2 separate regions of the Homo sapiens genome follow, and region 2 is linked to region 1. Evidence: read pairs that join two places in POLR2A ChIA-PET (ENCODE). Cell type or tissue: B cell. All regions are shown on one strand. Each heading gives the region's core, and the rest is flanking DNA. Links, peaks and the distances in the headings are about the cores only. Region 1 overlaps MTX3 (metaxin 3). Region 2 overlaps THBS4 (thrombospondin 4).

Region 1 (16,037 bases), core at 5,060-13,059:
GTGTCAATAACATTTTGAACTTTTATAAATTGGAAGGTTTTTTCTTTTGTCTTGGGGAGAAACACAGCCAATTGGAACTGTTTCCTTCTTGTTAAAAATAATAGTTGCTTTGTTTGTACTACATGCCATGCACTGAACTAGGTCATTAACAAGCATGAAAATAATAGTAGTTAATATTGTAACATTTATTGACCATATTGTGTATGTGATGCTGTGCTAAGAACTTTATGTGCATTAAGCAATAGGTTTCACTGGATTTGTATTTCTCTTTCTCCCATTTTAATACCACGTTTGCTATTTGTAAGGAAAAATATGAATCCTGATTTGATTAGTTTTACTGTCTTTGGGCTGCTCTTTGACTTCTGAGTTTCTTTGGTTTATTTTTTTTTAATAGAAATATAATGCTGATTATGAACTCTCAGCAAAACAAGGGGCAGATACATTGGCTTATATTGCTCTCCTCGAAGAGAAGCTTCTCCCTGCAGTGGTGAGTGTTCTTAAATATTACAGTATTTTAGTAGCCTAGTTGCAAATGTACATAGTCTGTTTAGAAAAAAACCAATGAGAAAAGTCTTAAGAGAAAATTTTACTTATATGTTAATCTTAATTCCTTCATATTACTGTGAAACTGGATTCTGTTAGGCATTCAACTAGTATGTGAAACAACAAAGTAAAATAAAATGTCATGTTGGAAATTCTTTGTGGGAGATGGATCTTTTTGCTCCATGTATAGAATTGGGTGTAATTCATTCATTCAACAAATGTTTATTGAACACCTGCTATGTGTCAGGCCTTGTTCTGGGTGTTTGGAAGATAGCAGTCAACAAAACTCACACATTTAAAATAATCTTGTTTTATCCTGAGTCATTCTAACTGGAAAATTTGTATGAAGACACTTCATATAAAGATATTTATGAAAAACTCTCATGTTGATTGAGTGATCTTTCATTTAATAAAAGAACATCCTTGTAGTGTTTTTTCTCTTCTTTTGCAGCTTCACACATTCTGGGTTGAGAGTGACAATTACTTTACTGTGACAAAGCCATGGTTTGCTTCACAAATTCCTTTTCCTTTGAGTTTGATCCTGCCTGGAAGAATGTCTAAGGGAGCACTGAATAGGATTCTCCTGACCAGAGGACAGCCTCCCCTCTACCACCTCCGAGAAGTGGAAGCACAGGTATAGTATGGATTATTCTTCAAGCAAGGGCCCTAGAGAGAAAGGACAAGATAAAATGCAGACTTGAGTTTACCTAGAGATGCCTTCCTCAAAAGTAGTTTTAGAGTATCTTTTCTACTTTTGAGATATAATTTCATCCTTATTAGATATACAGAGATGCCAAGGAGTGCCTAAATCTTCTATCAAACAGATTGGGAACATCTCAGTTTTTCTTTGGAGATACGTGAGTATTCCCTTAAAAATCATTTTGGTATTTTGTGCACATATATTCAGTGAGCAGCTATTTAAAGCAAGTCCTCTTATCTCCCCAAAAGATGAGTTTTTTACTTAAAAAAAACAAGATTTAGGCCGGTGTGGTGGCTCATACCTGTAATCACAGCACTTTGGGAGGCCGAGTTGGGCAGATCACCCGAGGCCAGAAGTTCAAGACCAACCTGCCCAACATGGCGAAACCCCATCTCTACTAAAAATACAAAAAATTAGCTGCGTGTGGTGGTGGGCACCTGTAATCCCAGCTACTTGGGAGGCTGAGGCAGGAGAATCGCTTGAACCTGGGAGGTGGAGGTTGCAGTGAGCTGAGATCACGCCACTGCACTCCAGCCTGGGTGACAAGAGTGAAACTCCATGTCAAAAAACCAAAACAAACAAGAAAAAAATTTAATGGGCTTTTATTATAGGAAACTTTTTCTACCAGTGATAATCTAACATTGACTTAATAGGCTGCATATGTGAATTTAAAACATCTCAGACTGTTCCCACTCTGCCTCCAGTCTAACATTTGTGAGTAAAAATGAATCTATAAAGACAATTTCATTTTCTCCTAGAGTCTAAGCTACTCAATGAGTAAAACCTTGGTTGCATAATTTTTGTAAACTGAAATGGATAGTAAACCTTTTAAGAGACTATACTGTGTAATTCAGAATTGAGAATTTTGAAAAAAAAATTAAACACCATCCCAAGTTAGTATTTTCTTATGTGCTTAAAAAAATCCTTAATTTAATTTTTTTTTTTTTTTTTTTTTGAGATGGAGTCTTGCTCTTGTTGCCCAGGCTAGAGTGCAGTGGCATGATCTTGGCTCATTGCAACCTCCGCCTCCTGGGTTCAAGCAATTCTCCTGCCTCAACCTCCCAAGTAGCTGGGTTTACAGGTGCCCACCACCACGCCCGACTTCTTTTGTATTTTTAGTAGAGACAGGGTTTCACCATGTTGGCCAGGCTTATCTGGAACTCCTGACCTCAAGTGATCTGCCCCCGCTTGATCTCCCAAAGTACTGGGATTACAGGCATGAGCCACCACACCCGGCCTTCAGTTAATATTGTCTTATGTGCTTTAAAAATCCTTAATTTATTTCTAGGCCTTCTACCTTGGATGCCTATGTTTTTGGTTTTCTTGCACCTCTTTACAAAGTACGGTTTCCTAAAGTTCAGCTACAAGAACATCTGAAACAGCTCTCCAACCTCTGTCGCTTTTGTGATGACATCCTGAGCAGTTATTTTAGGCTTAGTCTTGGAGGTAAGCTGGCTCTTTTTCAGCTAATGTTTGTTTGCATATTCTCCTATGTATGTATAAGCAAAATCCACTACTTATTTTAATTTTAGAAGTTTGTGTATTGTCTTTAAATAGTGGTTTATAGCACTTCAAGGATTTGTGTTTTTCCGACTTCATTTTTATTCTCATGTTAGTTCTTATTTAAATAGATAAATAGATATTTGCCTTTTATCTATTCCGCTGGATTTTTACGTTTCTTCTTCTTGTTCTTTAAATATTACCCCTTTGAAGTGGGTCATTTTCTTCTAAAAGGTTAAAACCACAGGTATTAAGTCTTTGCTGAAAAACAGTATTTATCCTAATGCAAATGGACAATTACTTTAAATGATTTTTACCTGCTGCTTCTAGCATTTTCCTGCATGAACAGAAATCAGCAGCAGATTGATTTTGGTGAGGTACACTGCCATGATTCCACTACTTGAAAACTGATTGCATCAGAATGGAAGTATAGTAAATAGAGGGCACCTGTTACTTAGGATGTGCTTCATTGAGAGAGTGGAGCCTTGTGCTTAAGTGATTCAGATACTAAATTTCTATTGGGATGGTTGGCTGAAATTGTCCTTTTAAGAAACAGGTTATAAAGATAGCTGGCTTAGGTGGACAGTTTATTATTTTTTGGTGGGTTATGTATTCTGTATACAGGAAGGGGTTAGTAGTTTGGGAGTCATGAAATTAAGTAATGTTCAACCGTGTTAACTTGGGAGCAGTGGTTAGCAAACCTGATTATTTGACAGATAAAAAATCTTGGGTCCTATTCCAGACTTACTAAATTAGAATCTTTTAGGCATCAATCCTAGGAATTTGTATTTTTAAGTTCTTCTGAATACTTTGGATGTCTGGTGGGCAACTTTTTGGGAGTTACTGCCTTAGAAAACTATCCAGATAGTTGTGACCAAAGACCTATTTGAAATGGGTGTGAGAAAGGAATAGCTTAAACTTGAGAAGGAAATGAGGACTACTGTGCTTTTTTTTTCAAAAAAAAAAAAAAACTAATTATTGTGGCCAATTGCAGAACACTTGGTTAGCAGTGTCTACTTAGTGGATAAATTTTTGTCCGTTTTGCTCAGGGTTTAGTTTTAGAGCATTCGAATCCCTCTCTTCGCCTTTAAACCCAGAATGGTTTTCCTCTTTGCCTTTTTTGGGGAGGGTGGGGCACTGGACAGGGTGGGTAGACTCAAAATTCTTTCAATCTAAATAGCTTTAAAGGCTTTAAAAATTTCCTGTCTTTCTCTGATTTCTGTCCTGGCTTCTTAGGCATCTCTCCAGCTGGACAAGAAACGGTAGATGCAAATCTGCAGAAACTCACACAACTTGTAAATAAGGAATCCAACTTGATTGAAAAGGTCAAGTCTACTTCAATCATTTTATCATAGTTCAGTATTTTCCTTTCGGTAGCTAATATTGTCATTTGGGTCACACATTAACTGTACCCTTTTAGTTTTTTTTATAGAGTTTGTTTTTCAGAAAACTGTTTAAATATACTTTCACTAAAGTTGTATGTAACATAGTGTTTTGAAGCCAACAGTGGCCTGATTGGGGAAAGATCAGATAAGAGTATTGGGTTTACTTTTGCCACACAGTTAGTACCCTTTAAGCTAGGAAATCCAAAAGATTTGCTTTAAAAAAACAAAGCGGCCGGGCGCGGTGGGTCACTCCTGTAATCCCAGCTCTTTGGGAGGCCGAGGCGGGCAGATCATGAGGTCATGAGATCGAGACCATCCTGGCTTATACGGCGAAACCCCGTCTCTACTAAAAATACAAAAAATTAGCCGGGCATGGTGGCGGGCGCCTGTAGTCCCAGCTACTCAGGAGGCTGAGGCAGGAGAATGGCATGAACCCGGGAGGCGGAGCTTGCAGTGAGCTGAGATCGTGCCACTGCACTCCAGCCTGGGCAACGGAGCGAGACTCCATCAGAAAAAACACAAAAAAAAACAAAGCAAAAACACTTCTTGCTTGTGTGTCTGCCTCTCTGTCTCTTAATGTTTCTTAAGATTGTAAGCACTGGGCTTATCCTTTCTTATTAACAGCACCGTGTTCTTTTCTTCTTTCCACATGAAAGTTTTATTTTTTTCTCCTTCTTGTTCTTCTCTGCTCTAGATATAGTTTATAGTTTTTTCACCAGTGTAGATATTTTGCCACTTGGGGTGTTCTTTTCATGAGAGAAACATTGAGGAACTGGGTAGGGGAGAGAACCAACAAAGGAAATTTCAAGTGTGATTCTACTAGGAAAAATACAAAGAGGTTACATATTTTTTCCCCTGTAACTGATAAGCTTGCTTTTTTTTTTTTTCCTGATACAAATAGTAATACTTACTATTTTACAAACTCATAGGGCAATGAGGCCTGATGACACTGGCTAACAGTTTTTGAGGTCCACCACTGTGTTATTTGAGCTTGATGTGGGTTACCTCATTTAGAAGTGATCCAGTGTTTGGAAAACCACTGGATTACATTTAAAGAATTTATCTTTCTTTTTGCCTAATGTACTAGCTTCCTTTGGTCTACATATTCTCAGTTTTAAAAAGCTGGTCTTTTTTGATTGGAATACAGGTCATTTTCATTGAGGTAAAGAAGTATAGTTGAAAGAATAATAGTTTTGGAATCAGAAGACCTGGGTTCAAGTTTCAGCTCTCATACTAGCTTGTGACGTGGGGCAAATCACTTAACCTTACAGAGTCTCGTTTTGCTCATCTGTACAACAGAGAAGGTCTGTGTCTGCCTTTTCTTCATAGCGTATCGGGAAGATCAAATAAGATACTGTACGTGAACATAGTTTGCAAACTGGAGCTTAGTGTAACAGTACCGCTTTTACACTTACTATCAGAAGACCTCTTTAAGTTATGGTTGAGTTCAGTAGAATATTTATTTTGTGGAATTAACTATAATTCTGTGAAGGTATCAGGAATGAGCCACGTTGCTTTTTACAGAAACTGAGTCAGCTGGTATTTGAGGTATGACATTTAGAATTCTTGAGATTATTTGTAAGAAAAAGGTTTCTCTAGCAGCCCAGGAAACATATGGTTCTGTACTCTTCTAGGCTATAGTTTGGATGGGGAGGCCACAGTCCACATAAGCGGTGCCACAGCATTAGTCAGATGTATCTTTTGTACTTTCTACAGATGGATGACAATCTTCGCCAAAGCCCTCAGCTTCCTCCTCGGAAACTGCCAACACTTAAATTGACTCCAGCAGAAGAAGAAAATAATTCCTTCCAACGGCTTTCGCCCTGAGAGTAGTCATGGTTTGTGGCCAAAGTCAAACGATTGTTGCAGTAATCTCTTACACCAAGTGTGTGAAGGCAAAAAGAAGATACCATAATAGGTATTAAGGAAGACTCTAAACCAAAAGGAACTTTCTATGCCATCTATTTTTACTATTATTATTAGGAAGCTTGTATTCTAGCTTGGCACTGCATTTTTAATAACAAAGAGAATGCTAAATGAACTTGGTTGGGGGGGCGGGGAAGAAAAACACATCGTACTGTATACAAAGAACTGCCTTAATCATGGCAGATTTTTGCCTTTGGTTCACATGTTGCTGACCAAAGGCTACAATTCTGTTCTGAATGTGCACTCCTAATTTATTTGATTTAATTTATTCAATTTATTAACTTAGTTTTCTTAGACCAGGCTGAATACCTAATATGTGGCTTTTTGGCTGAGGCTTTTTACTTCTGTTTAGAAATTTGATGCCTATTTTAGGAACCAGAAAAAGATAAATTGCTTCAGTAGAAGAGACCATATTTAACTTTAAAAAGTGAGGAGGAATGTGCTTTTTAATTATGCTCTCATAAGTCTAATCTTTTGGGGGTTTAGTAGCACATAGATAAATATTAAAGGTGGTTACATATAATAACATCTGATAATACTCATTTCAGTATAACATTGGTCTTTGCTGATGTGTTCGATATAGGTTAGGAAGAGTTCTTTTAGTTTACTTGGGCAAATGTGGCAGTTTTAGACCTATGTCTTTGTAGTACATCTTCAGTTGTCTTTCTTGTATTAATTCCAGAAGAAGTGAATGTACTGGTTATCGTTACTATGCTAGGCTGTAAAATTCTTACTGAAATTGCCCACTTGTTAGACACTACTCAGGAGGAGCCCATGGCCAGGGTAGTAGAAATACTGTGCATCTGGTCCAAGTTTTCTATGCTTGGCTCATATTCTTTCATAAGATGCATATTCTTTCATAAGATGCATATCATGTAGTCAAAAGCTTTCTGACAACCAATTATTTTTCATATGTTTCACTTATAGTCGAAGAATACAAAGGAACAATCAGAAATAGCAGCTTTTAATGAATATTTTCTATTTATTGGTTGCTGAACTGTTAAGGGATTTGCTGTGTGGTAATTTTACTTATAATAGAAACTTGCTTATTTTAGTGGTTGAGGTGCTTCTGTTGTCCTAAAACTACTTCTGAGGTTTTTAAAATGTAGAACCATGTTTTTGATTAGTGTCTTAAAAGATTACTGTGGTGCTCAGCAAATCTTATCAAGTCGTGCAGGAACCCATATGTTAAGAAAATGAGCTTTGTAGTCAAAAGACTCATCTAATTTGAGCTGAGTGGAGCTCAGCTGTGTTTGACCCACATCCTCCCAATTTGTTCTGTATTTAGGTAGTTATTTATACAAGAGTCTTTAAGTCATTCTAAATATTTTTTCTTGAAAGTTTTAACTAAGTGAGAAATAAGGTAGTCTTCAAAATCTTGGTCATCTGTTTGGATGAGGGAAAGTACCTCATGAGTTGCACATTACTTCTACAACAGGGTGTGTGTGTGTGTGTTTGTGTGTGTCAGTCATCTTCAAAGGCAGATTATTAGATTCCAGCAATCTGAAATCTATTATTCCAGCAGTCTGAAACCTAAATATGTTATATTGGAAATCATGACTGTGAGACTTTATTGTCCTCTAGGATGGATGTATATTGGAGAAGGGTGGTTAGCACATTCATCAGACATCTGCTTATGCTGTGGTCAAGGCCAGTCATTTTTAATTTATATCAGATTTATATCAGACCCTCCAAAAAGTATTTGAAATATATTACAGTTATAACGTACAAGTACATTACATGTATATTACAAGTATATTACATGTAAAACAGGACAATTTAAAAATTTTAAATTTTAAAGAATTAAAAATTTTAAAAATTTAAATTAAAAAAATTAAAAATTTATAGAACCATATCAACACTGACAGATTCTAAAATTAAGTAGTAAATTTAACTCCAAGTTTCTCCATGGGCAAAGTCAAAAGATAATGCTAGGTTATGTCAATTTTTCTTTTCAACAAAACTGCTAATGTCTATTAGGAAGAAAAATGTGTTTAAAGTTTTACAGGAACGTGGAGCTCATGTTCTTCTGATATGTAGACTTTGATAAAGAAGCATACTGTAATGTTTTATGAACTGAAATTTTAATCAAAAGAGGTCATTTTAGAATAACAAGTATTATTCTTTTTTAGTAGAGGGAATGACTGTCAATATGATTTATTTGTTTTTGTGTCATCCCTACTTTGAACTGCTGTTAGCCTTACATTCTCACTATAGTCCATAATGCTTCCAGATCACCTTTTCTAAGATGCAACATGTGAGTTTAGTGAGAGTTTATATGTTGGGTTACTTAGTTGAGCTATTTATGTATAAGTAAATGAGATGACAGGAAGCTGTAACTGAGCACAAAGTACTTTAGGGAGCAGCCACACATACAGGAAGCTCTTAGAAAAGAACTTTTTTTTTTTTTTGAGACAGAGTTTCACTCTTGTTGCCCAGGCTGGAGTGCAGTAGCGCAGTCTCGGCTCACTGCAACCTCTACCTCCTGGGTTCAAGCAAGTCTCCTGTCTCAGCCTCCCAAGTAGCTGGGATTACAGGCATGTGCCACCATGCCCAGCTAATTTTGTTTTTTTTTTAGTCGAGACGGGGTTTCACCATGTTGCTCAGGCTGGTCTTGAACTCCTGACCTCAAGTGATTCACCTGCCTCGGCCTCCCAAAGTGCTGGGATTACAGGCGTGAGCCACTGCGCCCGGCCAAAAAGAACATTTTGTCAATCTGAACAGAGCACAGAACATTTTTTCAGACTGAACAGACTGTTGGACCAGCCTGTCATGATATGTTTTAGATAAAGTTTGAGTGAGTTCATTGGGATAAATGGTCCACAATCTTAAACAGAATACTGTGAGCCAATGCCTTTTGGAAGTAATGGTGGAGGATAATATGATTAAAGGGAACATGCTTGTGTTTATTTTTGTTGGTAGTATATGATTAGAAAAACTAGATAATTCCCATAAGATGAAGATCTTCCATGAACAAACTACCATCAATCATCCATCAGATTGATTTTTTTTTTTTTTTTAAGTAACACTAAAGAAGCTGTAAAGAACATTGAAGGTGGTCATTCCTTCAAAACTGTGTTTTGACCACACAAGGTGGGCATTAACAAACCAAATTTCAACTTAAGTTTGTTTGTATTATATTGGGGGTGCTGCGAGACTGGAGATTTTATAAAAGCAAGCATTTTTATTTCCATTTATAATTTCTATTCAATATTGCTAGATATATTAACATGAAGGAATGGGGAAGCTTATTTCAATCAAAGCTAAAATTTTCAGAAGTCTGTAAAAATGGAAAAACACCATTGAAAGAGGCAGAAACAGGTAAGGGGGATAGTATCTTAGAAAACCTGTTGGTTAAGGCAGCTGCATGTGATAAAAGTGGTACTTGAACTTGGTAGTGTTTCCTTAGAACCTCCTCCAAAAATATGCATTTACCAGGCTTGTTACAATTTTTTGACAGTTTTTCATCAACTGTCAAAAACTTCAACCCTTTTAAAACCTAGATATAAATGCTTACATGTAAAGAAAGGAAGCTAAGCAGTGGGTACCTGGGATCTCTCTGAACTATTTTTATAACTTCTTGTGAGTCTTAAGTATTTCAAAATAAAAGTGGTTTTAAAGTAAATTCATAGATTAAATGTATCATTATCTATATATAAACCATGATTTAAAACTTTAATTTTCTAAACATAGTATTCAACTTAGTTGAATAAATATATGATAGAAGTTAAATAGAATTTTTATTTCATTCTTAAGAAAAACTCATGTTTGTAACAAATGATATCTAAAGATCTATTTTGCCTTACCAGAAAAGAAAAAAAAAACCCTAAAACCAAAAACTCCTTTTCCCTAGGAAGTCAAAAATGCTGTGATTTAAAATATCTAATTATATTTTTTTCTTTCTATGGTAGTGGGGTTTACTTCTGAGGATAAAATATTTTGAAAAAGCTCTGTCCCTTGACATGGTAGTTCTCCCGTGCCTTGTACTTGTTCTCTCTCCATATGCACAGTGTGACAAGATGCTCACCTTTAATGAAGAAGGTGTAGCTTTTCGTTTTAAGCTGTAATTGTCTTTGTCTTGATTTGGCTATTTTTATAACTGAAATCCTGAGCAACAGAGATAATTTGGGTGGTAATGATCATCTTTTGTATATGTTCTTGATGTTAAGAAATATTTTTTGCTGCCATTCAGCTTTGTGGAATTTATGTTTACTTTTCAATATTTTCATATTTCTTAACCAGATTTTAAAGAAATTTGTTGTTAGTTACGTGAAATCAAAGGTCAGGTCAGTAAGCCCATTATCCTCAAACTTGAAGTTTCGTTGGATGTTCAAAATGCTAATTTTTGCAGAGATATAAGGATAAATTAGTTTTAGTTTGTGTTCTTAAGGGTTTGCAAAATAATTTGGCTCCCAAACTCTTGTTGGGGTGTAGTGTTTGCTAGGAGCCCAGGATACCTGCCCTGGACTTAAATTGTGATTGAAGTGGAGAGGTACTCTAGGAATTTAAAAAGACACAAAATTATTTTTTTCCAGACTAGTGTGCCATGGATTTCTGATAAGAATTAACATTCTTGAACAAAGGTATCAGAAAGGGTAACTCGAGTTGAAGGTTTGTGAATAGAAGGGGAAATGTGATAGAAGATTATTCAGAACAAAATAAGTAGACAAAATAACAAAAGACAGGAAAATAAGTCTCTTTGTATCCTTATTAATCATTTGAAATTATGCTATAATATTTTTTAAAACTCACCTGTTTGGTTCTGGGTGAAGCAGTTCCTGAAGGAGTGTTTTGTCAGAATATATTGTTAGGAGAATAGAGGGTTCTGTGGCCAAGTAAGTTTGGGAAATAGTGGGTTAGACAAAGTTGAGTTACTGTTGGCCTTTCAGACCTTTGATACGCTAATGTGCATTTTAAATCTCCAAGAAGCACCTCTATTTTATACATCATTTCCCTAATTTATTTTAATATGGATTTCTTGTTTTTGTTTTCTTGAGACGGAGTCTTGGTCTTGTCACCCAGGCTGGAGTGCAGTGGCACGATCTCGGCTCACTACAACCTCCGCCTCCCAGGTTCAAGCGATTCTCCTGCCTCAGCCTCCCAATTTACTGGGATTACAGGCACCTGCCACCACGCCCAGCTAATTTTTGTATTTTTAGTAGAGATGGGGTTTCACCATGTTGACCAGGCTGATTTTGAACTCCTGACCTCAGGTGATTCTGCCCGCCTCACCCTCCCACAGTGCTGGAATTATAGGTATGAGCCACTGTCCCCGGCCAGATTTTTTTAAAAGTAGGTATCTTGTGGGATTTATGTTCTGAGAGATACACCTAAGGAAATGCTGCCCTACAGTGTTTTTGCTAGTTCATACTCATTACAAAGGTTTCTTGTTGTTGGGTGCCCCTCTAGCCAGTGGTAGTAAAATGGGAAGAGACAGGTCAAGACTCCCTTGGACCATGGCATTGAGAGAGGGATGGCTGTCGGCATAGATATGTTGGTTATTTAGGCATTTGTGAGGGAGGCCCCTGGCTCTTCCAGCCTGTTTCCTTAGGATCCCAGTTGGCCGGGAACAGCTGTACAAGGGTCTGCTGAACTGGTGGTTTCAGCAGACTACCCAGTTCCTAAGCATCCATGAGACAGAGGGAACCAACTTGTATTTCCAGAACAATTTTCCAAACCTTTTCTGGCTGTACTTTAAAAGTGCCAAAAAGGCAATGGGTGTTTATGACACTAAAGTCACATACAAGCTAGTATGATACATACATCATAGAAAGCTTATAGTTGCTCAGTGACAAAGCAAAGGAAGTTTAATATTTTCCAGTTTTGTTCATTACCGAAGACAGTCTACGGTTCATAGTTTTCACTAAATTCTAAGCAGATTCTATATCCTAAAACATTTAAACCTCACTAGGCCTGCAATTTTGAGAGGGTTAGCTAAATATGTTTGGTATCACTTCAGAGTCTAAAACCAGATTACTAATCGTGTGTAAGGAGGCATTTTGTGTGTCTTTGCAATGTATACAATTGGATTATTTGGAACACCATTTTGAATGTGTATTTGAGAGAAAGCTCGCCTGTGGGTTTTGAGTTGTGGTGTAATGGTGAACATGTAGCCACGTGAAAGGCCGTTGGATCTTTGTTCTGATTCTTCAGTCGTCTTCTTGCAAATTCAGAGAAATGTCTTTTAATCATTTCGTTTACATATCCCAGATCCTTGGAAATCATGAAAAATAACTTGCCAGAGTTTGCATCAGCCCTCAGTAAGTCATGAACCATAGAGAAGGTCATGGGGCCATTTATTCTTTGGACCACTGGCTACTTCTGAAGTTCTGGCTTCCTTCTCTCTAGGAGGAGTCGTGTATTCAAGCTTTTAAGTTAAATGCATAAAAATGAGTTTTACTTCTCTTCTGACTTGATTTTTAATTTTATGAAATGGGAAATAATGTTTTTCCATTTTTCTGTTCATTTTGAAGTGGGAATTTGAGGTGTTTGTAATGTCATGTTACTGTTCTGAAAGATTGACAGTAAAGAAGACAAGAAATATATGTATGTAGTATGCATATTAGTTTTGTCCCACCAAGCCTATCTTTGAATGGCAAACATTTTAAAAACATCTGTTCTAGTTGCACAACTACTCTAGCTTCTTTATAAAGTAAACAATCTTAAAGTAAGCAATGTTGGCCATAATTTCAATATTCTAGCCTTGCCGAGTGTGAATATATTTTACTCAGAGACTATGTACAAATACACTAAAGTGGTGATGGTGATCAATATTGTAAAGAATTTATTCTGATAAATGAGAAACTGGATATAATGTCAAAATAGCTATTTTCTCAATAAAAATCTCAAATCTCCTGACTGCTTATGAATTCTCGATTTAATGTTATTTATTCTTTGAGGTAAATCTTTTCATCGCGAAGAATTTTTTGCTGGTTGAATGTGGTTGTTCAGGGCTGGGACTGAGCTATAGACATAGTGGGTTTTTAAAAAATGTCCATTCTTTTTTTTTTTTTTTGAGACAGAGTTTTGCTCTTATCACCCAGGCTGGAGTGCAATGGTGTGAACTCGGCTCACTGCAACCTTCGCCACCTGGGTTCAAGCAATTCTCCTGCCTTAGCCTCCCAAGTAGCTGGGATTACAGGCACCTGCCACCTTACCCGGCTAAATTTTTTTTTTTTTTTTTTGGTATTTTTTTTTTTTTTTTTAAGTAGAGACGGGGTTTCACCATGTTGGCCAGGCTGGTCTTGAACTCCTGACCTCAGGTGATCCACCCGTCTCGGTCTCCCAGAGTGCTGGGATTACAGGCGTGAGCCACCGTGCCTGGCCAGAAAATGTCCATTCTTTCTGTTATGTGTTGAGACCACTTGTGCTCTGGCCACTCCAGGCTAAGGGAGGTTAGAGGCCTGTTCTCTAGGCCACTGGTTTGTGTAGGACCTCAGATGCTCACACAACTTTGCAGGGTTATAGTTCTCTCATCCCTTCAGCTCTGTAAGTTTCTTGTAAATTATACCTTTTGCTCACCCAGATAGTATAGTGATAGTCCATTGTAATTGAATGGAAGATTTAACTGAGAAAAATAATGTAATTTTAGTTGGAGGGAAGATATTCAGGTTTTTTTACTGCTTCGTTTATGGGACAAAGTATATGGTTCTAGAGAACCCTGTCATTTATAGCTGTAGGTTAAATAAGGGCAAGTTCCCTGAGAGAATGGGTGTCTTTGCTAGTAGATTTTTTTAAAATTGAGTTGTAATTTACATATAGTAAAATGCATAGGCCTTCCAAGTAGAACTGTGTAGGTATGTAAGTACTTTTCTCACATGAGAAGCAAGCTACATCTTTGTCGATACTCCTTTCCCCAAAGAACACAAATCTTAATTACTTACGCACTTTGGGTTCCAGGTGAAAGCCCTTGGGTGGATTGAGGTGGTGAGTAATGATCACTTGCTTGCTGCAAGAGAACAGAAAAGAGGAGTTGCTGTTGTGGAATAATGGAATTATTTGCGGAAAGACAACTATTTAGAGTCACAAAGCTGCGAACCATATGACAAAGAGTTTCAAAAATGTTGGTTCTTAATTGCTCATCTCAGAGGTTTGACTTTCGTCTGAGACTATCTGGGGAACTCAGAAACTCCTGGATGTCCATACTGATCTCCTTCAGTGGACGGTAGGCTACAACACAAGGTGCTCTCTTTCCTTTGCTGCAGATAGCAGCTATTGGTGAGAAAACTCTTAAGTTTTGCCATGTTGGGATCTTGTCTTCAGTGAGTCTCCATAGCAGAAAGATCACTAAGTGCTGCACATTATGTTTGAGACAAATGTAAGAGAATGAAAAGCAAATGGTGGTGAAGAAATGTCAGGTTTTATCTTACTTAAGATCATCCTGTAGTTAAGTTCCTAGCTGTAGAACAAAGGAGAAACTGGTCTCTTCCTGACCAGTCAAGGGCTTCAGGAGAAAAAATGAGAAACCATGGTCCCTCTCCAGGTATATGAGTCAGCCTCCTGGAATGCTTTAGACATTTGTGACTAAGAAATGAAGACAGCTGTGCCTCATCAAAGACATTTCTAATTTCCAGTGCAGCCAACTCAAGGCTCCAAAACTTGTGCTTTTCCAAGTGGAAGAGAAGCTATTATATTTATCCTGCGTTTTGCGTGAGTGGAAAGAACAGGGGAACTTTAGCATGTATAAATACAATTAGGATTGGTTCCCCAGATCCTAGTTTGGAGAAGGTAGTCCGCTCACGAATTCACATTTTGAAGTAGCTAAGAAATCTTTCAATGTAGAAGAAAGCATGACACTTTGCAAATATCACAATTAAGACCAAACAGATTTCAGCTTTAAATGCAGGAAGCACACTGACTTATTTGAAGACTGTCATATTGTGCCCCTTCTGATATGTGTTGTCCCAGTTTTCTCCATGAGGGGGGAAATTGCGTTTTTCATCTAATGAACATGATTTACATTTTGTATTGCATATGACATCCAATTCACAGGGTTGACTGCTGCTAAAATGGTTTAGAAAACGGTGGGGAGTGTATATAGCAGATGTAGAAATTAAGAGAAAAAAGACCAAAAAGAAAGGAAAAAATAACACACACACACAGCCTAATGGAAATTTAAGCAAATTTAATCCAATCTCCGTTTTGGAGCCTTGCAAATCACATTCATGCCAGGATTGACATCTGTCACTCAGTAATGACTGCTGTGTGGAAGCCTGGAGATGCCCACGTGTCTAATCACATTCCAGCCACCTAATCTCTCAGGGAGGAGGCTGCTGTGGAGGTCTTGAGTACCTATGATTTCCAGGCACTCATTTATTTGGGGAGAATATAAAGAGAAGGTTACAAAGACTGCCCTCAAGGAACTAACAATAACAGAGAGATGCACATAATTTAAATGCAGTATGACTGATTTGCATCCATGTAGTTTTTCTCTTCTGTCCTGAAGAGATAGTTTAGAGATACCTTCCCAAAACATAGAAGGTAAAAGGAAATGCAGACGCAGTTTTCAGTTCAGACCTTGGAAGATCCTGCGGTAGAAGTGCACAGCTTGGGAACATGTGGAATCAGTGATTAGTTTCATTGGTTAGTTCATTTACAGTTGGGGAAGCTGAATCAAATTTAAAAGGGATCAAAAACAAATCAAGTGCTTAAAAGAGGGAATTGAATACAGGAACTGGTTGTACAGATGAAAGGAACACCCCTCCACCCCAATCCCCACCACCAAATCCCTGCTTTTGTGGGCTTATGAGAAGGGCAGCAAGGAGCCCAGTGTGGCTGGAATGGAGCCAGAAAGCCAGGGAGTAGAGAAAGATGAGGTCAGAGGGTTAGCTGTGGCCGATCATAGGGTGGTTCTCAATTGGCCACCCTTGGGATGTGTTTGGAAATGTGTGGTGGCAGTTCTGTTGTCACAGTGAAGCCTTGAAGGCATTTAAGCTGGCTAGGGCTAACAAAGCCCTGCTCAACAAAAAGAATTGTTCAAACCC
Region 2 (16,037 bases), core at 667-8,666, 74 kb before region 1:
CTCAGAGGCTGCCCCCGTGCCTGGGCAGGCCTGCAGCTCCACTAGCTTGTGGGGAGCTGCTCTAAGAAGACGAGGGCTTTTCTGATGATATGTCCCGCTTGTTACCTGCTGTCTCAGAAGGTCCTTCACCTCTCCCAGGAGTTGGTTTAATTGTGTCATTTGACCCAAGAACTGCCGGTTAAAGTCCCCTGTAGGAACAGCAAAAGGCAAAGAGTTTTCAGCCAGTGATGGTCATTTCTAAGTGACTCAAAACCAAATTATTCCCCAGGAAATCATCCTGACAAGATGATTCAAAAACCCAGAATCTTTGAATTTAATTTGGGGTAATTTCTTTAATTCAGCTAAAAAAAATAATGATAATGATGCCACTGACTAAGTCTAAATTCCATGTGAATCATAAAAATAAAAGCATAATGAAAATATTCTGTGCCCTGGATTTTGTTCAAGAGACTGATTTTCATAGATACGTTTTGTTGGGCTGCTCTGTTGACAGTCCCACTTTTCGGTGATGGGACCCAGCCTATTCAGGGTCTTTGGAGTTTGTGTTGATGAAGGCATGCAAACTGCCCAAGAGCCCACACCTGTGCCTGTGGCAGCCAGTGGCTCACTCTGCTGCAGGAAGCAGTCTTGCAGGCTGGCCACCTGGAACAGTGAGCCTCTCACCACCAGCTTCAGCTCTTCCAAGAAGTCCTGGAAGAAATCACATTCATACCACAGATTGCTGACACTGTTCAAAAGCCAATGTGCTTGCCTACTCACGCAATTTTCATAATCAAGTAGTCCTGTATACTTGGACCCTCTGACATCTTACATAATTTTGTAGGATCACATTTTTTCCTAAAGCCTGCCAGCCCTATCTTTTTGACTAAAGTGAATATGTAAGTAGCCAGTAGCCTAGGAAAATGCTGGCATTGTCACCAAGACAGCTGAGAAAACGAAAGGCTCTTTTCCTACATGGTAAAGGAGTTATTTTGTGGCAGGAGCCTCTTAAGAATTGTCTGTAATTTGTTTATGGAATTTAGATAATAATAAATAAGGTGTTAACCCCAATTTTAAACAGTATTATTTTTTGGTTGTCTTGGCTCAAGGGTCTAGCAAAGCCTCTGACTTCTTTGGGATATGAGAATGAATAAATGATATCTTCTATGATCATTAGGTAGTTGGCATCATATTTTTATATTACGGGTTGATATTATTCATTGTTAGTCAAAAAGTCAATGTCCTTGCCCTTTTATCTTGTGAATGCTGCTTGCAATCACCTTTATTATATCTATATACAACAAAACATTTATGTTAACTGCCAAAGTGAAGTCATCATCCTTATTTTAGAAATGAGCACAGCTAAGGATTTTCAGAGGAATTCTGCTTTTTGATTTAGCTAAGATTTAGGCAACATGTGCTATTTAACACATATTGTATTGGACATCAGACTATAATCTCCGCAGAGTCAGGAAAATGACTGGCTTTGCCCACCATGGTAGCACTAATGCCTAGAATGTGCCCATTTGTTGACTGACTGAATGAGTGAGTAGGTGATTATGAGACTGAGCCACTGTGATCACTACCATGGTCTAAGGAGGTAGAGCTTCTGAGAAAATTCCAGTAAGTACAGTTTCTGATGACTTTGTCAGGGGTGAGTCCTGACTTTTAGAAATTGACTTATTTGGTGGTGAACACTAATTTCTGAAATAAGCAGTGACACAATTTCTGACTGTCATTCTGATTACATGCGCTACTATGGGGATGCAGAAAGAGAGTTTAGCATATCTTTCTATTAATTTTTTTCCATATGTAAATCTACATTAAAAATCTCTCTATATATGACTGAAAAACAAAAATCCCCAAAAACCTCGGATTTTAGCTTTCTTGGAATTTCTGATTAAAAATGCTTCCTGTTGTTCAAGGGCAAAACTTCTAGGATCAGATTCATAGTTTTTATATTACTATCTAAAACTGCACAGCATTCCTACTTGCAATGGAAATTATTGCTTACACCCTGCTTCTCTGTACAAAGGGCTCAGAGTAGCTTGTAACTAAAGCATATATTAATATAATGAATTAACAAATGGAAAGTGAGGATTGAGAGGTAGCAGACAAAAATAATATGGACCATTACAGAAGAACATAGTTACTGATTTGACATTGGCTTATATAGCGGATGAAATTCAGGAACTTTAACCAGTTATACATTATTGGAAAGGACAAAGAATACTAGTTCTTTATAGAAAACAAAGCACTGCCTAGCACAAAATTCTAAAAGAAATGTATGTGGCAATTTCTACAGCAGGTGCAATGACAGAATAATAAAAATACCATCAACCTGGAGTAAAACAGAAGACAGAGGTGATGGTATCTTAAGACCAAATGCAGCTAAGCTAAGCTCCCTTTTGTTAGTGGATGTTCTGACAAGACCTGTGAAAATGCTGTTATGAAAGCTTGGCAGTTTCTAATCATTCTTTTTTATTTTCATTATAGAAAATTGAAAATAGATAATGTCATCACCCTGAGGTAGTTATTTTTACTTTTGCCCTTCCTTTCCAACGTTACAATTGTATCCAGAGTCTCTACTTATCATTGAAAGCACAAGCTCTCAATTTCGGCATCACATTAGAATTGGTATTTTAAAAATATGCTGATGCCCCTAGCATAAAAATATGCTAGGCCCCACCCGACAGATTCGGATTCAGTTTGTCCTAGGGGCAGCCCCCTATCACTTGCTTTTCAAGCTCCGCAGGTGATTCTGATGTGCAAGCGGCATTAGACCCACTGACCTGCAGCAGGAATTTCTCAGCACGCTCCTCTGCACTCCCTAGGCACTGGCAGCTCATTTTTCCACTTCAGAGAATGGTTTGTGGGTTCCTACCTGTGGCTTCCTCTGGAAAGTCCTCAATTCAATGGTCTCAGGTTTCTGGGAGGGGCCAGCAAAGGCCCTGGGGAGATTGTGAACGGAATCCACCTGGATGCAGTCCAGGTAGAGCTCTAGGGAGCCGGCCCCTCGCTGCAAATTGCTCAGCCTCAGGAGGATCCTGTGCCGCCTTCCGTCTGCCAGCTGCAGGTTGTTGAAAACCACCAAATGCACCTTCCCATCGTTCTTCAGGTAACGGAGGATGGCTGGAAGCAAGCACAGGTCAACCAATGGTGTGATAAGTGGCAGAGGGGGAAGTGGAGGGTCAACAAATGGTGTGATAAGTGTCCTGTGCTGAACAGCCTCCTGGTAACAAGACTGGGTTGCTGGACGGAATGTGAGTGAGAAATAACCACAAATATTGATTCACCATCTTCTGTGTGCTAGGCACTGTTTTCAGGCACTGGGAACCAACTCTTCTCCTGAGAATGTTTTGTGTTGATGGAGAAACAGACAATATGTGGCAAATTTGAAAATAAACAATACAATTCTCATATAGTGATAAGTACAATGAGCAAGCAGAACCCAATCTGAAAGCAAAGTAAACTCTATATAAGCGTAGAGCATGAATCCATTCATTCACCAAACACTTGCTGAGCACTACCATGGGGCTGGGGGCTGTCCTTAGGTGCTTTAAATACTTGATTTCTTCCCTTTTTTTTTTTTTTAAAGACAGGATCTCACTCTGTCCCCCAGGCTGCAGTGCAGTGGGACGATCTCAGCTCACTGCAACCTCTGCCTCCTAGGCTCAAGTCATCCTTCTGTCTTAGCCTCCTAAGTAGTTGGGACCACAGGTGTGAGCCACCACACCCAGCTAATTTATATATTTTTTGTAGAGACAGGGTTTTGCCATGTTGCCCAGGCTGGTCTCGAAATCCCGAGCTCAAGCGATCCACCTGCCTCGGCCTCCCAAAGTGCTGGGATTACAGGTGTGAGCCACTGTGCCCAGCCTAAATACTTAATTTCTACTCACTGCAACCAAATGCAATTGGAATAACTATGGACAAGGAAAGTGAGTCTCAGATAAATGAAGGCACTTGCTCAAGGACATAGGAAGTGGCAGGACTAGAATCTGAACCTGAGTGTGATTCATTCCATGACTAAAGCAATGCTAGGCATGCACAGGCCTTAGTCAGCACACATCAAATCGAGTGTAATCTGTCATATCGTCCCTCAGCAACCCATCCCTGAATTTAACAATGCTCAGTTAGATAATAAGAGGTATTGGCTGGGCACAGAGGCTTATGCCTGTAATCCGAGCACTTTGGGAGGCCGAGGTGGGAGAATCGCTTGAGTTCAGGAGTTTGAAATCAACCTAGGCAACATAGTGAGACCTCATCTCTACAAAAAGTAAATTTAAAAAAATTGGCCAGGCTGGGCGCAGTGGCTCACGCCTGTAATCCCAGCACTTTGGGAGGCTGAGGTGGGCAGATCATGAGGTCAGGAGTTCAAGACCAGCCTGACCAATATGGTGAAACCCCGTCTCTAGTAAAAATACAAAAATTAGCCAGGCATGGTGGTGTTCGCCCATAGTCCCAGCTACTCAGGAGGCTGAGGCAGGAGAATTGCTTGAACCTGGGAGGTGGAGGTTGCAGTGAGCCAAGATCACACCACTGCACTCCAGCCTGGGTGACAGAGCAAGACTCCATTTCAAAAAAAAAAAAAAAAAAAAGGCCAGGTGTGGTGGCACATACTTGTAGTCCCAGCTACTTGGGACACTGAGGTGGAGGATTGCTTGAGCCTGGGGGATTGAGGCTGCAGTGAGCCATGATCGAACCACTGCACTCCAGCCTGGGCAAAAGAGCGATCCTGTCTCAAAAAAAAAAAAAAAGAAAAGAAAAGAAAAGGTATCCATGGTTGTAAAAGAAGGACTCCCACCTTATTTTCTGTTTTTGTTTTTGTTTTGTTTTGTTTTGTTTTTCCTATGTGGGTAGCTATTCACATATCTGCTTAAGCCCACATATCTTCTGGTTTTCAGCCTTGTTTTTTTACTCCATTATTGTCCTGAACATAAGAGGCCCTGAGCTAAAATCTGCTCTTGGAAGCTGACCCTTTGTGAGTGGAGCCCATTGGCTAAGGTTTGCTAGAAAGACCAAAGTGATTTCAGCTAGTGTCTAAACACACCTCTAGGTGCATCCACAGGTACCATTCCCAAACCCAGCACTTTGGGAGGCCGAGGTGGGCAGATCACGAGGTCAGGAGTTCAAGACCAGCCTGACCAATAAGGTGAAACCCTGTCTCTACTAAAAATACAAAAATTAGCCAGGCATGGCTAATTTTCACCGGAAACAATCCCAGGAACAAGGTCGGAGGCTAATTGCAAATGTTGCTGGATAAGGGAGGTGGTAAACACATCATTGCAGCTGCAAAGCTCTGGCCAGTCTTCAGCTGTCCCAGGGTGGGAAAGCGTTAAGTAGAACTTAAAGCAGAACTTTTCTGGAGGGTAATTTAGTCACATGCATCAGAACCTTAAACATGTGTAAACCCAACAGCCCAGCATTGCCACTTCTAGGAACTAAAACTGAGGAAATTAAAGAAAAGAAGCACTTCAGCACTGTCCTGGGTTATAGAAAAAAAAAAAAAAGCAGCACCAAGATGTATGGGTGAGAATGTTCATTTCAGAAATACTTATTGTAATCAACACTTGGCACAACATATATGTCCAAAAGGAGAGGGCTGGCTACTTAAATTACAGTATAATTATAAAATGGAATACTATGGAATAGCTGAATATTAAAAACACAAAAAGACATTCCCAGTATTTTGTTAAGTAAAAAAAAAAGGAGGTTATAGGTCAATATGGGTTTAGAAAAAAGTGTGCATGTGTATATATATGTACATATATGTATACATACATACCTAGAAGATTAGAAGAAAATATGTCTACATTAGTATGGTTATTTGCTGGGTGTTTGGATGGTATTTTTTTCTTCCTGCTCATCTTCATTGTTTTAACTTTTCTACAAGAAACAACCATTACTTGTATATAAAAATAATAAAAAGATATATATTACACATATACACCCAGACTGTGCTGCTGTTAATCTGTGTGATCTGTGGCAAGTAACTTGGACCATCTTTCTCCTCAGGTACCTTTTCTGTAGAGTGTAAATGCCAAGATGGTGCCGCCAGAGATGAACTAGCCAAGAATACCTATTTATGTTGCAGTATCGCCAAAGATAATAATCACTATTGTGGAACATGAAGGATATATTTTAAGGCTTTCTCCACATTAGACTTTCTAGGTTCATTTTCCCACCCTTCTGAAATCTGACTCGATTTTCCAGTTGACCACAGTCTGAAGAGAGCCAGTTGGCGTGAGGTTCTGTGACCTACACAGATGGTGGGAGGAGTCAGACGGGAAATCTCTTATGTCGACGTGGTCACCACCACTTGCTTCTTGAGGGAGAAGAATCGGAAAGACCTGGCAAGACAGACTAGCTAGAAGGGCTTTCTGATTCCAGAACAATACTAAGTTTCCTGAAGTAAAGTATTAAATAAATATAAATAAATGGTAAGACGTATATAAATGTGGTATGAAGAGGAAGAAAATAATGGAATGGAGGGAAATAGACACAAATAGAAATTCTAAGGTATTTCTAATCTGGGATAGAACAGAATTCTTCTCCTTTTATTTAATATTAATTGTTGAGAATTCACATGTACCCCTTAAATATGTAAAAAGTATGTATCAATAAAAATAATTTGTATCTGAAAATTTTTTTAATGTTGAGAATTTACAATAGTAACTGCACAGCTGGAAATTAGAACCATATATAGTAACCAAAAGAGGGAGAAATTGAGTCCAAACATATGCACTAACTCAATTTTTAAAAAACTTCTATTACATTACTATTTAGAACAGTTTTGCAAATACCTGTAGTTTTTACAGGCCAAGAAAAATACCACTTGGACCACCAAACTTGAATTAGGTCACACACACACTCACTCACTATCTCCTTATTTCAGTTATGGCCACTACCTCTGTTCTCTACATTAACTGTTTCAGAGCATACACATAGTGGCTTATAACAAAAACTCTTGATTTTTCTTCCTCAAACTAAGATTTCTGTGAAATTCAAAGGAAACATATTTTCTTGGGCATGTTGCCTGCTTTTAACAGGGCTTCACAGGGTATGTGGGCCATGGTTTATTTTCATAACTAAATAGCTGGCTTTAATTTGATGAATAGTACCTAGTGGGATACTTTACATATAGCAGGTGCACACTAAATGTTGTTAATATAAACTTTAAATGAATAATTAAATGATTGTATTTAAAGCTTTTTATATAGAAAATAAAGTTTAGAGAGCAGCAATTCAACATCTAATTCCAGGTAGCAAAACCTCCTATTGTGTTCATACTCTCATTTAAGTGGATTCTGTACTTCTGCCTTGCTTTTTGTTGCAATGTAACACTCAAATGACAAATCCCTCATGCCCCTAGATCTCATGACAATAGCAAAAGAAAACGCAGGGAAGGAAAACCATGGAAACTTCCACCTTCACAATGTCTGTTTGTTAGCAGAAAAATTATCAAGTGCCTTGACATTTCCCATTCTTCACACTTGATCCAATACTCATTTCTCTTATGGCTTCCATTTTTCATTTTCTTTTTTATTGCAAATTCTTTACTTCAGTGCCTCTACACTTATTTTATTATCAGAGCAGTTAGACTACCCAGAGGGCAAGCAGGCTCAGGAAACTCAACGTTTTCACATCAGTCATATGGAGTCTGGAAAAAGCAGAAAGCTCTGGCCCCAGGAGCCTGCAGCCTGTTGGGTGCGAGTTTTCCTCACCTTCTCCAGAGGCAGCATCACTGGGAAGGGGAAGAGAACAGACAGGGTTCCCTTCCTCTTGCCAGCCCCCTTTCCCGGTGCTCATCTTGCCCTATCTTATCCCAACACATCCACACATAGCAGAAGGAACAAAACGCAGGGGAAAACACTACAGCAGGAGGAAGATGACCATTTTGTCCCTCCAGGAAGGAAGAAGAAGCCAGGCCCCTGAGGCTGGAACCATCCCACCTCCCGACTCGACCACACCTCTGCCTGGCCACCACCCTGGAAAGCACTCAGGAAAACAGTCACTGGGTATGAAACTGTCTTTGCCAAATTATAACTCAGGAAATTATGACAGTGAGAGAAATCAGACCTAACCGACTCTATCTGGCTTCTAACACTTAAGCTTTCCTTGTTCATTCCCGGGCACAGGCCGAACTAACTTTGGGAAGGAATTCAGTAGATGCTTTGACTCTGAAGCAAAATTGATAACAGCCCTTTCCCGAAGACCCTCTTCTTGCCTGGGGACCAGTCTGCCTTTGCAGGACTAATAAATTAGCTACAGGATTAGAAATTACAGTTTAGAGGTCATGCAGCCTCTGGCTCCAAGAGTCTGAGCAATCCCCAAATTGCTCCCCAAATACCTCCAAATTGGGGGAACATCACTATTGTAAAGCCTAACATCAGTGCTTGAGATATTTTGCAGACCCTGCACTGGATGTATCAGCTGACACCACCCAGACCAGTAATGTGGCCCAATCATTTCTGCCATCACACCCAGGAACAGAAGACGTTAAGAAAACCTAACTTTGACCCACTATGATTTCATTTCCAGCCTGACCAATCAGCACTCCCCACTTCCCAAGCCCCTACCTGCAAAATTATCTTTAAAAACTCTGATCCCTGAATGCTTGGGGAGACTGATTTGAGTAATAATAAAACTCTGGTCTCCCACACAGCCAGCTCTACGTGAATTACCCTTTCTCCATTGCAATTCCCCTGTCTTGATAAATGGGTTCTGTGTAGGCAGTGGGCAAGGTGAACCCACTGGGCGGTTCCAGGTACAACTCTGTTTCTTCAGCTGCAGCACATTGAGTTCACATCCTTGGTTTTCACTCACCACCAGCTGCACAGGTTTTCTTGGCAATTGCAGCTGGTTATTGTGCAGGGTTAGTACCCAGAATGCAGTGCAGATTGGATTGGAACTGAAGGCTGTCAGTCAGTGGGTGCTCGGATCTCAAACGGTGTCTCTGACTCTGCTCCACCTCTGGGCTGCTCTGTTAGATTCCTGACTCCCCTTCCTACTTTAGGTCTCTTTCTGCACGGACTTTTTGGACTGAGAGATTGAACTTCTTATAGGACTGTTCTGATCGTTATTGCCTCCTCAAAGCAAGCAAGCAAATGAAATCCTTCAATAACTCCCTAGTGGATTCTAAATAATGTTTCAACTCCTTATCCCAGGACTGGCCCTAATCTTCCCACCACCTTAAGTCCCTTCATGCTGCCAAGTCTATATCTTACTGATTTTCCCACATCCCATAGTATCTGAGGGCACCACTACAACTACTTATGGGAAGTGAAAAAAAATAGATAAAATAGAGTGTGTCCACTCTGACTTTTATTACTCACAATTATGTCTTTTTTAAAATGTGGAACACTTTGTTGGTTATATAAATCCTTTCCCTCTAAACTTGGCATCTTTGTGTAATTGACAATTTGGTCAGGAGTTTGAGACCAGCCTGGCCAACATGGTGAAACCCCATCTCTACTAAGGATAACAACAATAACAAAAAAAATTAGGTGGGCGTGGTGGCGCCTGCCTGTAACCCCAGCTACTCAGGATTGCCTGATTTTATGGCACTGTCCAAGAGCTACATTTCCATGCTTGGGACCAGCCGGACACAGGAACCACATAGCCCAGTCTGATTAAATACGATTTCAGTGACTGGCAGGAGATGAAAAAGCAAGCCCAGGCAATGAAGATTTGAAATATTGCTATCTTCAGAAAGAATTTTCAAAAGATGCTTTTTGAAAAGTGGACCTGGTAGTCAAAAATATTATGATATGTTGAATGTCAAAGTTATGAAGCAGGGTGCCAGCTTTAAAGAACTGGAAATGATAATATTTTGTCTGCTTGGGCAAAGGAGTCCAGAGTGGCCTGGCCTGCAGGCAGCAAACTCACAAAGGTAGTCTGGAGCTCTTTGCTTTGTTTGGCAAATGGCTTTGCTCTTTGGCACTTTTAAACATATGATGGAAGCCATCATTGTCAATCTTTCCTCTTCTTTTTAAATAATTGTACATTTAAAAATTGCCTCCTTGACATTAATGTCTCTTGTGATGGATATTCTTGTTTGCCTTTGCTTATTCATCTTCATGCCCTATACACTAGGTCTTTGTAACTTTAGTGCTTTGGAAATACATACAAAAGGTAAATCAGCAAATTGCTTTTTCTGAAAGTACTCTGGGTGACTCCTAGCTGTGATAAATGCAGTCTGTTTCAAAGTTTTCTTATGGCAATTTGAATAAATGTAAAGTATACAGAGTAACACACACACACACACACACACACACACACACATCTATCTAGTGAAAGGAAACACAGCAATTATGCTAAACATCTGCAGAGGACTTTGTGTTTTGAAAAAGTATGAGATTCATCATAGTATGCAACTATCTAGTAGACAACAAAGCAGTGAGTGTGCACAGAAGCCCAAGGTCATGTTACAGGAAAGAGGTGCAAAGCAATTTCTTAAGTGCCTATGAAACTTCTCTAGCCTTGGTACAATGACAAAATATTAGCATTATAAGTCATCCAGCTTAATATCTCACTTCACAAATTCCTTCAATAAAAGTGCAGCCTCTACCAGCACATTTCCAGTAACAAGGAACTCATTACTTTGCAGAGAAGTCCATTTCACTTTTGGATCACTCTCCAAGATTTTCCTAATACAGAGCCAATATCTGTTTCCTCTGTCTTCTACCAATGGATCCTAATTTTACTCTTCAGAGCTAGACAGAGATTTAGTCTGATCTTCATTCCAAATGACATTTTTCAAATATTATTTAAAAATTATTTTTAATTATTTTTATTTTTTTGAAACAAGAGCTTGCCCTGTTGCCCAGGCTGGAGTGCAGTGGCATGATCACGGCTCACTGCTGCCTCAGACTCCTGGGCTCAAGTGATCCTCCTGCCACAGCCTCCTGAGTAGCTGGAACTACAGGCATGTACCAGCGAGCCAGGCTAATTTTTTAAAAAATGTATTTTTGGCTGGGTGCGGTGGCTCATGCCTGTAATCCCAGCACTTTGGGAGGCCGAGGTGGGTGGATCACGTGGTCAGGAGTTTGAGACCAGCCTGGCCAACATGGTGAAACCCCATCTCTACTAAGGATAACGACAACAACAAAAAAAATTAGGCGGGTGTGGTGGCGCCTGCCTGTAACCCCAGCTACTCAGGAGGCTGAGGCAGGAGAATCGCTTGAACCTGGGAGGTGGAAGTTGCAGTGAGCTGAGGACGCGCCATTGCACTCCAGCCTGGGCAACAGGGTGAGACTCTGTCTCAAAAAAAAAAAAAAAAAATTCTTAATTTTTTACCCAGACTGGTCTTGAATGTGTGGGCTCAAGTGATACTCCTGCCTCAGACTCCCAAAGTGCTGGGATTACAGGCATGAGCCACGGCACCTAGCCCTTTTTTCAAATATTGTAAGGCAATTTTCATATTTTTCATGTCTTCTGTCTGGCTTCTTCATTTCTCTAGTTCCTTTAACTTTTCTACTTAAATGTGGTAAAAACAAAAAACAGAAAACAAAAAACAAAAAACAAAACCAAACAAAACAAAAAAACGGGGTCCAGATAGGTGCTCTTTTGGTGACTCTTTTCAAGGTAATCTTTGACTTGACAGTGTCCTTGTGAAATGTGTCCAGGACTAGACACAGTATTAGATGTGGCCTGGACAATTAAGAGTACAGTGGGACTCTTAGCTTCTTTAACCTGGCCATATGTATGCACTAATGAAACCTAAAATGTAAGGAGCTTTTTATAAACAGTTGCATCACAGTATCTGTTCATTCATTCATTCGGCAAATATTTTTGAGTATCCATTATGTGTCAGGCACTATCCTCAACACTGATTAGGATTTGTTGTTGATTAGAGAACTCTTAGGACAGATGTCTCACATCCTGAACTTCTGCAATTTGCTTTTCACTCCTAGTTGATAGCTTTACATTTATTCTTGTTAAATTTCATCTGATTGATTTTGGCCCATTGTATTATCTGGTAGGACTTTGTAAATATGAATGATAGTATCCAACATGTTCAACTGTTTTCTAGCTTTGAATTGCAAACACGATAAAATGCTGTCTTTGCTCAAGTCACTGACATGTTGGACAGTTCAATACCCAAGACAGAGCCCTGTCAAAAACCACTAGATAATTTGCTATACAGTGACTTAGCAACCCCTAGCGGTACTATTACCTAGCTCGTTCTTTTTTATATTATTTAGAAAGGTATAATAAGCGACTTCATCCAATTCTTTTCTGAAGTCAGATACATTATGCTCACAGCATGTTTTTTTAATCTATCAGCTTTGAAACTTTACTGAAAAAAAAAAGTTTGGCATGATTTATTCTTAGTAAATCCACTTTGTCTTAGAAAAAATCCCAGATTTCTTTTCTGGGCAATCCCAAAATACATGAATAATCATATAACCCTCTGGAGCTCTGTCCTAAATTTCAGTAGCCTGTGGTTTTCAGAATCCACCCTTCCCTTCTTTATAAAAATGGAAACATTTGCCTGTCCTGTCTTTTAGGACCTTTCTGTTCTCCATGATTTCTAAATGAACTAACAGTGGCTCCACTATGACTTTCTTCACTAAATATCCCAATGTGTAATTCATCTGCTCCTGAATAGTTAATCTCACTAAAGAGAGTGGGCGTTTTTCTGCTATCTCCTCATCTAGCTTGGATTTTTGTTTTCTTTTAACTGTTCTTGACAATTTGAAGAACACTCCCCTTGATGGGTAAGACAGAAACAAAAGAGCCATCTATGACTTACCTCTATCACCTGTTAATCTCCCATTACCTATTCCAGGAGGTAGGCTTATTTCTTCCATATCTTCCATATCTTATTCTGAACATGGCTAAAAACATCCATTTTATTATCTTATGTGTGAATCACCAACTTTGACTCAATTAGGTTTTAGCTTTTTTGTCCTAATTATTATAGTTTTGTGTCAAATTTTAAAATTCTTTCCATCTTCTGCACATGACCACTTTAAAATTAAGCTAATTCAAGGGCATGTCATAGGAATATTGTGAAAGTTAAAAGGGGAAATAGGCTTTGAGCTTTTAACACAGTCCTGGTACATTAAAAAGACTCCATAGGGCCGGGCATGGTTGCTCACGGCTGTAATCCCAGCACTTTGGGAGGCCGAAGCAGGCAGATCATCTGAGGTCGCGAGTTTGAGATCAGCCTGACCAACATGGAGAAACCCTGTCTCTACTAAAAATACAAAAATTAGCTGGGTCTGGTGGCGCATGCCTATAATCCCAGCTAATTGGGAGGCTGAGGCAGGAGAATCACTTGAACCCGGGAGGCGGAGGTTGCAGTGAGCCAAGATCGCGCCATTGCACTCCAACCTGGGCAACAAGAGCAAAACTCCGTCTCAAAAAAAAAAAAAAAAGACTCCATAAATATTATTATTAATGTTTGAGGCCCCTCATTTTTTCCACTTATTATTGTGTCTATAATTTTATTTTTTAAGCTCTACCATCTCTCTTAATCTATATTTCTCTTTAGCTTGCAAGCTACAGAACCACTACTCTGAACTATTTGACATGTCCTATCCTTAGGCTAAGGAGTTTCACTGACACTCTCTGGTCATTACAGCAAACACTTTGGGTTTCCTTCACTTCACAGCACCAAGTTGTTCTGAGACAATCATACTAAGACTAAAGAAGCAGTTCTTGTGTTTCTTTTTCTGAAAGGTGAAATTGTCATCAAGGCAAGCCAAGAGTTCACCAAACCATCATCATTAGAAAACAGTTGCCTAAATAGTGGAAATCTGTCTCTAATACTGTTTAAGAGTATGAAAATTTTATTAAGCCTCATAGTCTGAAGAAAGTTATTATACCTTATATAATTCAGTTCTTGCAACCAGCCTGTGAGGTAGCTATTATTATCCCCATTTTATAGGCAATCAACAAGGGCTAAGAGAGATTCAGAGATGTATTCATGGTGATGCAGTTTGTGACTCAAACTCAGGATACAAACTGGAAAGTTGTCTTTACGCCAGATACTAGAAGAGCATCAGCCATATCTTCTATCCAGCCAGGTGGTTTCTGCAGGATGCTTATTTCTATCAAGATTTAAAGGCTGTATTACTCATAACCTGGCAGATCACTTCTACCAGAAATACTACCTGTATCCTCTTACATCCTATTCCAAAAGCCCTTCAATATTTATTCATTAAAAAAAAAAATCTTTTTTTGGCTGAGTGTGGTGGCTCAGACCTGTAAGCCCAGCAATTTAGGAGGCCGAGACAGGAGGATCACTTGAGGCCAGGAGTTCGAGACCAGCCTGGCCAATATGGCAAAACCCCATCTCTACTAAAAAAATAGAAAAATTAGCTGGGCGTAGTGGTGCGCACATGTAGTTCCAGCTACTCGGGAGGCTGAGGCAGGAGAGTCAGTCGAACCTAGGAGGCAGAGGCTGCAGTGAGCCGATATCTAGCGACTGCACTCCAGCCTGGGTGACAGAGTAAGACTCTGTCTCATAAATAAATAAATAATTTTTTTTTTATTACCTACTATGTGTCAGATATTGTGGAATCCCAGAATTTCACAATGGTGTATGTCATTTTTCACAAACAAGTCTACTCTTCTCAGCCTCCATTTATTCTTTTCAATCTATCCATGAACTACTTCTATGTACAAGGCACCTTGCTAGGTGCTGCAGCAGATGCAAAGATAAGGGCTGTATAGTCCCTGTCTCAAGAGAGCTCCCAACCAAATGGAGAGAAGACCTAGAAGTAATTCAAGTACAAGGTGAGCTAAGATGAATGTCTTCCTTAAGAGGTACAAAGTCATATTAGAAAGAATATCAGAAGGAGCTGGAGATGGGTCTTGAATGTGTAGGATTTGGGTGTCAAGAGGTGATGCAGGATATGTGTCGAGGGAGCAGACAGCAGGAACAAAAGGATGGAGGAGAGGCAGCATGTGCGGCCCCAAGGAATGGCAATAGCCTATCTTGGTGAAGCTCAGGCTGCATGGAGGCTGGAATGAGGGATAAACTGGAAAGGCTGCTTGGGGCCATGCAGAGTGGAAGCCCCGAATGCCTTGCTGAGACATGGGTACATTATTCAATTTGGAAAGGGGGCCACTAGAGGTCTCAGAGGTCAGATGTATCTTGATCCAAATTATGTTTGTGAACAGTAATGAGGTGGCCTGGGGTAGGCTGACTTGGAGAGGGTGAGAGTAGAAGCAGAGAGCTCAGTGGCAAACTCTTTCTTTGCAGTCTTCATTAGCTACATTTTAATTTGTTTCAGGAGGTCATATGAGGCCCAGATGACCAAATTCTGCTCTTTGATGCTGTGTAGTCACCCTCCTTCATCTCCCAGTCCTGGACTTTAATGGAGGGAAGGGTGTGTTTTATTTCCTACTCAGGTGTTTTAAGTCAGTAGAGATCCACTTGGATTTCTTCTGTTTCACCGTTTTCCACGCAAATCAGCAAAAGAGGAGATCAGCTGAACCTTGGCCAGATGAATGCTGTCTGGAGCCTACCATGTCCAGGTAGATAATTTGTGGAGGGTTGTGGGGAGAATTATGTCAAGTCAGCATGGCCACCACTGAACACTGCAGTGGGGAGTCTCAACCACAGGCTCTGTCTTTTCCTTGGATCTGATGGACCCAGTGACTTCTTTTTATTGTTCCAGTCAGAATGGACTTCTCTTTCCTGAAACTTTTATATTCACCAGTGCTGGCAAATCTTCGTATTTTTTCCGACTGCTCCAGTGAAACAACTTCTCTGTGTCATTCTTCAACTCTTCAAGCTCTAATAACAGCATAAATCCCTCTTTGCCTTATGAGAATTCTCATTTCTAGATTCTTCCAGGACTCCTTCTGCCCCCACAGTTTCTAAGAACAATTTATCTTTCCTAATAGGTTGGAGGGTAGGGAGATGTTCATCTTTCAGTTCTTCATCTCAACCCTTTCATCTTTTCCTCTAATTTTTTTTTTCTTTTGAGACAGAGTCTCGCTCTGTCACCCAGGCTGAAGTGTGGAGTGCAGCGGCACAATCTCAGCTCACTGCAACCTCTGCCTCCTGGGTTCAAGTGATTCTCCTGCCTCAGCCTCCC

What was found. ChIA-PET counts read pairs that join two places held together with the same protein. Peaks named below come from ENCODE experiments on the same cell type or tissue, not always from the same donor. Only the 100,000 strongest peaks of a DNase experiment are listed, where the experiment ranks them.
Region 2: POLR2A ChIA-PET joins it to region 1 with 11 read pairs; 5 of 35 experiments call an interaction of 5 or more read pairs at or near these places.

The regions. Positions count from the first base shown.
Region 1 is chr5:79,973,602-79,989,638 of GRCh38, reverse strand. It overlaps MTX3 (metaxin 3), which reads left to right. Exons shown (of 9, transcript NM_001363818.2): 4 at 395-487; 5 at 995-1,177; 6 at 1,324-1,400; 7 at 2,532-2,689; 8 at 3,980-4,068; 9 at 5,845-12,923. The coding sequence ends at 5,955. LOC105379048 (a long non-coding RNA gene) reads right to left here. Exons shown (of 3, transcript XR_948500.3): 3 at 13,938-14,002. Among named protein-coding and RNA genes, the nearest start is that of MTX3, 9.6 kb to the left of the region's middle. In B cell, for the core only: no CTCF peak of the experiment used is centred there; a DNase peak (open chromatin) is centred at 8,378; H3K4me3 peaks cover 838 bases; H3K27ac peaks cover 2,275 bases.
Region 2 is chr5:80,042,859-80,058,895 of GRCh38, reverse strand. It overlaps THBS4 (thrombospondin 4), which reads right to left. Exons shown (of 22, transcript NM_003248.6): 3 at 2,864-3,111; 4 at 582-690; 5 at 106-188. Among named protein-coding and RNA genes, the nearest start is that of THBS4, 16 kb to the right of the region's middle. RefSeq lists a silencer at 3,904-4,104. In B cell, for the core only: no CTCF peak of the experiment used is centred there; no DNase peak of the experiment used is centred there; H3K27me3 peaks cover 2 bases.